Regions from separate parts of the Homo sapiens genome. Here all the other regions are linked to region 1. Evidence: chromatin loops called from intact Hi-C (ENCODE). Cell type or tissue: CD4-positive, alpha-beta T cell. All regions are shown on one strand.

What was found. A loop is a pair of places that touch in the nucleus more often than their neighbours do. Peaks named below come from ENCODE experiments on the same cell type or tissue, not always from the same donor. Only the 100,000 strongest peaks of a DNase experiment are listed, where the experiment ranks them.
Region 2: it touches region 1 in a loop (7-fold over the local background); 15 of 110 quality-filtered maps call a loop at or near these places.
Region 3: a loop joins it to region 1, with 8 times the contacts of the local background. A loop is called at or near these places in 7 of 110 quality-filtered maps.

The regions. Positions count from the first base shown.
Region 1 is chrX:15,760,541-15,763,040 of GRCh38, reverse strand. All of the region lies in intron 2 of CA5B (carbonic anhydrase 5B), which reads right to left. All of the region lies in intron 5 of CA5BP1-CA5B (CA5BP1-CA5B readthrough), which reads right to left. Among named protein-coding and RNA genes, the nearest start is that of CA5B, 24 kb to the right of the region's middle. In CD4-positive, alpha-beta T cell, a CTCF peak has its summit at 1,245 (motif pointing left); a DNase peak (open chromatin) is centred at 1,260; H3K27ac peaks cover 296 bases.
Region 2 is chrX:16,435,368-16,437,867 of GRCh38, reverse strand. It overlaps LOC124905249 (a long non-coding RNA gene), which reads left to right. Exons shown (of 2, transcript XR_007068397.1): 2 at 1-491. Among named protein-coding and RNA genes, the nearest start is that of MIR548AM, 190 kb to the left of the region's middle. In CD4-positive, alpha-beta T cell, CTCF peaks have their summits at 844 and 1,043 (motif pointing left); a DNase peak (open chromatin) is centred at 1,077.
Region 3 is chrX:16,135,957-16,138,456 of GRCh38, reverse strand. The region is part of intron 1 of GRPR (gastrin releasing peptide receptor); the gene reads right to left. Among named protein-coding and RNA genes, the nearest start is that of GRPR, 14 kb to the right of the region's middle. RefSeq lists a silencer at 263-332. In CD4-positive, alpha-beta T cell, no CTCF peak of the experiment used is centred here; no DNase peak of the experiment used is centred here.

The DNA of each region.
Region 1 (2,500 bases):
TTATCTATTAAGGTGTACACATATAATTTATCCTCCACAGGCACTGAAGACATTGCTGATGCTGATTTTCTTCCAGAGTCAAGCACCAGGTCTCTGTAGCAAGTCCCTGATAAGTATCAGCAGACTTGCTGATAACACAGATCAGCCTGTTGAGACCCCCAAGTGTGATGAGCAGAACCAATGTACATCAGTTTGGGGTGGTCCATTTCCCTGTCCTTTAGAAGTACCATGGATGGGTAGAATCAAGAACAACAGGAAAACTAGGAGAAACATGAAGGAAATAATTACCAACGACCCTCTGCATCTCGCCCCACCACTAAGAATAAGGATGACACTGGCTGGGCATGGTGGCTCATGCCTGTAATCCCAGCACTTTGGCGGATCACGAGGTCAGGAGATCGAGACACAGTGAAACCCTGTCTCTATTAAAAATTAGCCGGGTGTGGTGGCACACGCCTGTAGTCCCAGCTACTTGGGAGGCTGAGGCAGGAAAATCGCTTGAACCCGGGAGATGGCGATTGTAGTGAGCCGAGATTGCGCCACTGCACTCCAGCCTGGGTGACAGAGTAAGACTCTGTCTCAAAAAAAAAAAGAATAAGGATGAGACTAAGGTAGTTGTTTTGTTACTCTGTCAAATCCCTCACGTATGGCAGCATCATCTCCTATTTCCATGAAAAGCAGAAACCTGCCTCTGGTTTACTCTGACAGAGCAGATAATCCTCTTCCTTCGGTAATTGCTGAAAGCCGGAAGTCAATACCTTTTTTTTTTTTTAGATGGAGTCTTGCTCTGTCTCCCAGGCTGGAGTGCAGTGGCATGATCTTGGCTCACTGCAACCTCCGCCTCCTGGGTTCAAGCAATTCTCCTGCCTCAGCCTCCTGAGTAACTGGGATTACAGGCGCATGCCACCACACCCGGCTAACTTTTGTGTATTTTTAGTAGAGATGGGGTTTCGCTGTGTTGGCCCGGATGGGCTTGAACTCCTGGCCTCAAGTTATCCACCCACCTCAGCCTCCCAAAGTGCTGGGATTACAGGCGCAAACCACTGCGCCTGACCGTAAGTCAGTATCTTAACCTCAGTGTTTTGTTTTGTTTTGTTTTATTTATAAAAATGCTCCAGCAATACAGACAAAGAGCTCTCCTGAGAGTGCCTAAATCAGTGGTTTTCAACAGAGAAAGCAATTCAGTCCCCCAAAAACATTTGGCAATGTCTGGAGACATTTTCAGATGGCAAAACTGGGAGAGGGTGCTAGTGACATCTAGTGGTTAGAGGCCAGGGATGCTGCTAAAGATCCTATAATGCCCTGGATGGGCTCCCCCCGACAAGACAAAGAAGCATCCTGACCCAAAAGCCAATAGTGCCAAAGTTGATAAACCCTGGTCTAAAGATAAAAGGTGCATGCAAACTCATAATACTCTTTTCTTTCTATTTCTTCATATAATGCAGTACTGTCATCTCTGGAGAGGTCTGAACCCAATGTTCTGGGTTTTTTTCTTTCCTCAGTATAAAACAACTTGTGAAGAACAAGAACTTTAAAGAACAAGAAGTTTCTGTTTCAGAAAACTAAAATGGAAAATGCACATGAACTGGCACATCTGAAATGGAATCTGGGCCATACTGTCATAATCTAATTAGAATGCAAATTCCTTGTGGGCAGGAGCCACATCTTCCTCCTTTTTTGTTGCCCTGTGGTATCTTATTAAACATATGCCCTTCTGGAAAACATCCTATTAGGTACTATGTTCACTATCTGGATGACAGGATCAATAGAAGCCCAAACCTCATCACCATGCAATATACCCATGTAACAAATCTGCATATGTAAACCCTGAATGTAAAATAAAAATAGAAATTTTAAAAAAGAAAGAAATTAACAATTTGAAAAAGCAATCATGGCAACTACGCAGCAGCCAACATCATAAAATATACAACCTCAGGGTCTAAAAATGTTTAGTAATTTTATCCAATAACATATAATATACCGTATTTTTCATCTTAGAGGGAAAGATGATCTTAAATTTCTGTTACATTTGGTTCTGTTATATCCACCCAAACACTTGGATTCATATTCATCATGAATAAACATCTCTTTTAAAGGCAAAAATAAAAAATAAAATAAACATATGCCCTGTAACATATCCAACTGCCATTGTTGGGGGGGAAAAGCTCAAATTCAAATGACTTGAAAGGATTCAAATGATCTGAAAAATGATTCAAATTGTGTTAATTTTTTAACTTCTAGAAAGCCCTTGAAAGGCCCTGATTCTGTTTGTAAAGATTCCTGACACAAAGAGACTATGCACCTTCCCCTCTGAGACACTCAGACTGTGGCTGATAATTTGAGAGTACACACTCTTCAAAGCCATTCAATGAGGGTCTCCTGTGACAACTAGGGAAGAACTGGAGTGATTAGGTCCCTAAGACGACGCCTTGGTCATCCTTAATTTTTCCCCATCTCATGCATGAAATGGGAAGTATCAACACTCACACTCATGCAAATA
Region 2 (2,500 bases), 670 kb before region 1:
TCATGCCGAATGTCATGAAAAGACAATATTTCCCATCCCAACACCTGTTTTTTATACAGGGATCTGAAAGTGTCAGAACCAGGGTAATTTTTTCTTTGATGTCTCATCCCCTCTGTGTTTACACCCCCACCTCCCTATCCATATGCTGAAACCCTAACCCCCAGTGTGGCTGTGGCCTCTAAGGAAGTGATTAAGGTTAAACGAAGTTGTAAGGGTGGGGCCGTGATCTGATAGGATTAATGTTCTTATAAGAAAAGACACTGGGGTTGGCCCGCACATGCGCTCACTCATGCTCATGTGCGGTCTCTCTCTCTTTCCCCCTCCTTGTGCCCTCAGAGGAAAGGCCATGTAAGGATGCAGGAAAAAGTCAGTAATCTGCAAGCCAGGAAGAAAGCTGTGGCACCACCAGAATCTGCAATCCGCTAGAACCTTGATCTTAAACTTCCCAGCTTCCAAAACTGGGAGAAAATAAATTTCTGTTGTTTAAGCCACCCAGTCTATGATACTTTGTTATTGCAACCTGAGCTGGCTAAGACACCCTTTTAAGGTATTTTTCTCTCTAGAAGAGCTCTCATTGTCTCACCTAAGTGCACTGTCCTAAACAGGTATTCTGTACTTCAAACTTTTCCTACCCACCACCAAAACATACCTTTTAAATATTCCCCAGTACTTTACTTTTCTAAAAATTGGTTCACTAATAAACCAATTGCCATCAATTAGTATTATTTTTATTATCTCTACTAACATTTTAACTTTAAAAGTAAGATATATGTTCACTTTAGGAAATTTGAAAATGACAGAAAAACGTAAAGTAGAAAATAAAAATTACTTTAATTCTAAAATGTTGGCATTTTGATATATTTCTCTTCAGTCTTTTTTTTTTTTTTCTGTGAAAACTTGCCGGAGTTCTTGGTTGCAAATCACTTTAAGCTACCCTCATTACCTTGATGAGAAAAGAAGCTTATTGGTAAGATATCAGGCAGCTCAAAGAAATATGGGACTCTTGGAGAACCTGACTGGGAACGTGGTAGGAGGCATCCATATTAAACTGGGCTACCAGAACTTCTTTCGAGCGCCCTCTAGTGGAACAGTCTGATTCGGACGCCTCTGTTGCCACTGCTGGACATATTCTGTGGGTGACACCGCTGCACTGGATACTAGAAGCCCTGTCAGCACCACCGCTAAGACTTTCTTTGAGTCATTAACTCAAGATTCAAAGAGCTGAGTGGGAGCACCTGATTGGCCAAGCTTAGACTATGTGCCCCCTCCTAGCGCAGCAGCCAGGGCTCAGAGAAAGCCAGAATCTGATCTTTTCTTTTGCAAGAGGGAGGAACTGCCTTCCCTAAGGCTCACGCCATGGGACATTCTCCAGATTTAAGGATAGCATCCAGATCCTGGAAAACCCTTCCTAGAAAAGCAATTACAATGTATTCTTTGGCTACTTGATATCCACATGTACTTTTCTTTCCATATTTTCATGTCACAGTAATCAAGGAAATGTGTAGCGTCTACTGTCACCATTTATACTTCTACCACAAGGCAACAGCTGGTATTTATAACTCCCACCTCTCCCTATTCCAGATCTCCTTTGCCTGCAGCCTGTACCTCAGATTCTCAGTGTGTTTTACTTAGTAGAGTCACTCAAATCTTCATTTCTAAGGAAATTGAACTCTTGGTGGGCCTGCCTGGATTGTCCTGTATTAGTATTTCATTAATTTTTATTACTGGACAAGATAATAATAGGAGGAACTGTAAGACTCACCCAATTTCATTCATACTCATCCCTGCTTGTATCGAGTAGCAGCAACTCAACTGACCCTTAATAGTAAGATGATACTTACTCCTCACCTTTTTTTTTTAATGAGTTTTTTTCTCACCTTTTTTTCTCAAGGGAATGTGTGTGGAGGCCAGCATGGTAATGTGAAAGTCTTGGCTTCTCACTAAATGAAAATCATTCTTGTGGAAAATTTATTTCTTTAGGTACTAAAGCACTTTACATATATTAACAACTTTAGCCCTCCCCAAAATACCGTGGGATTTTACCTTTTACAGATAGGAGAATAGAGGCACAGAGAGGTTAAGTAACCTGTTCAAAATCACACAGCTAGAAAGCAGTAGAGATAGGATTTGAACCCAGCCAATCTGGTCCCTGCTCTTCATGTCTTCTTAATATGATACAGTATTCAGGAATGTCCTGTGTGGTGGCGAGAAAGTCAAGGTTCCTGCATAGCAAATTGTGGAACAGAACTAGAAAAGCCCTGTGACAAGTTGGTAAGGTGTTCTGCTATCCCTGCTAGGTAAAAGCAAAATGCTTCTGGTGTTTATCAGATAAGAGACAAAGATATTTGACTCTGCAAGGATGGACATTTTTGTTTGTTTTGCTCACTTCACTATACCCAGTACCTAGAACATTACCTGGAACATAGTAGGTGCTCAATTCACTGAAGAATGAATAAATGCCAGACACCAGGGACTGGGTTATGTTTCCTCATTAGTAGGC
Region 3 (2,500 bases), 380 kb before region 1:
AATCATCTGTAAGTTTTGCATGTCATGTTTTGATATATTTCCTTCCAATTTTTCCTTTTGTCTTTTGTACAGAATTGAGAGCATACAATTCTGTATCTTTTCTTAATGATCTATAGCATAAACATCTCCCAGTTTCACACAGATGTCCAAGACCCTTCTAGCAAACAGGCAGTGCTCTGCTCATGCTTCTGGGCACCATGACTTTTCAAAGAACCTTGGTGCTCGCTAGAGGGCAATGTCCCTGCTTTCACAGGTTCTTCCTACAATTAGCTTCAGTGCAACACATCATGCTAAAATGACACAAAGCACCCCCTACTTCCCAAAAAGTAATACCTCTAGCATATACAAATCCAAATCCAAAGCATACCTTAAGCAGCTACTTTTGCATGGTCCTATGCTAGGTACACAAGAGTTTAAACAAAGCATAAGCTCTGGACACTCAGTGACATTTATGTTCATTCCATTTTGGAAATTAAGAAGGTTGATGTACCCTGAGTAACAGGAGTATCAGTTTCTTAAGGGTAGAGTCTAGGTCTTGTTCATTTTCTGCCTACTTTATTTATGAAATAAATAAATGACTAAAACTAAAAGTCTAGAACTATTCATCCAATTTGTCTGGCCTGTGATGTCTTCCTTTCAGATAAGGAAATGGGTTCAAGATGCTCAAGACAACCCATTCCTCCCCTGCCATGCTCCCAGTCACACACACTACTCTCAAGCCCTTTTACCCAAAATCACTCTGGATACCAGCTTATTAGCCTTTTCCCAAGAGATCTCCTAGAGCCAAAACACTTCCTATTTCTCTAATCATTTCAAGACTAGAAAAATCACTGGGGGTAACCAAAGAAGTGATTCTCCCAAACTCAGTTCCTCTTTTTGACAATTTTAAGGCAACTTGCTCACATGAGCCTATAATGAAAAGACCTTAGAGAAAGCAGCACTTTGCATGATGGAGAAACATTAAAAGGAGGTGGTGAGAAGCATCTGTTTACACCTTTACTTCCCTAGTAAACAATTTACCAGGCCCTGCCCTCATGTCTGCCACCCATGGAAATTGGAATCCAGCTAAACCTCCATTTAAAACCCTCTTACTTGTTTCATTTAAACAACAGTTAGCATCACACGGGACCCAGGTCATGCTGGAAAGGACACTTGGCTTAAAGACTTCAGCTTGATTCTCAATTTCACTGTTTGCTAATCGTGTGATGTAGAACCCTCATTTCACCATCTAAAAACAGGGATAATGATAAGGATTCCAAATGATCTAAAAAGTTAATGTTCATGATATGACAGTGCCTCAAAACCCTGAAGCATCACACAGATGTATGCCTTTTCTTTATAATATTCCTTAGGAAGTCTGTCCTGGCTAACTGGAAAGGGGTCGTGGATTCCCCTAGGTCCCACTCCATTCAAATAGGAAATTCTCACTGCTAAATAACCACCCCAGAAAGCATGCACACTCTATATCAGGGACAGTAAACTAAGACCCACCAACCAAGTCTGGTCCACTGCCTGTTTTTATATGGCCCGTGAGCTAAGAATGGTTTTTACATTTTAAATGGTTGAGAAAAAAATCAAAAGAACATTTTGAGATGTAAAAATTTCATAAAATTCAAATTTCAAGGTACATAAATAATGCTTTATTGTATTATCACCGTGTATATTTGTTTACACATTGTGGCAGATTCCACCCTACAAGGGTAGAATTGAGCAGTTGCAATAGAGACTGTATGGTCCACAAAGCCTAATATGCTGCAGAAAATGTTTGCCAAAAGTTTTACCGTTTCTGTTGTTCTCTGCCTGTCCACACCAAAGCTGTTGGTTCCTTCTTTAAACAGAGGTAAGCTCATTTTCCATCTCACACAGCACCGTCTGTTAGACTTATTAATTTGTGATAATGAAGACAATAGGCCACTGACCCCTGTCGTTGGTCTTCCAGTACTAAGCACTCATCGCTCAGGATGCTTAGTCTAACAGCATATTTAAGTACTAATTTGGCATCTCAGGCTCTGCTTGGCACCATGGATATAATAGTTCCCGGCCATTGAGGGTTTAAAATCTAATTGGGGAAGCAAGATACATCTAGGAAAAGCCCTTAATGAGCCATATAAGAATACTGACATATGCCTTTATGAAGAGCTCTTAGAATAGATGCTGCTAGGTCAGCATATAAAGTGCTGCTATCCTGGTACAGACAAATGAGTCAACGTCTAATCACAAATCTGTTTCATATGTAACTATGGAATATAAAACTTAGAGGTCATAGAAGAGGAGACTGAGACCAGAGACTGAGGCCCAGAGAAGTCCCACAGCCAGTTAGCTGAGAACCAAGACTAGACCTGGGTCTCTTGATCCCCAAGTCAGCAGAGATTTTTATGTTTACCTATAGCACTTTAGATGCTCGGGTCTTTTTAAAGCACAAGTAAAGAATACTTAAAACTAAATATTGACTGTACTTGTCTTCATCCCGCAGTACATGTATTCCTTAAATCATCATTTT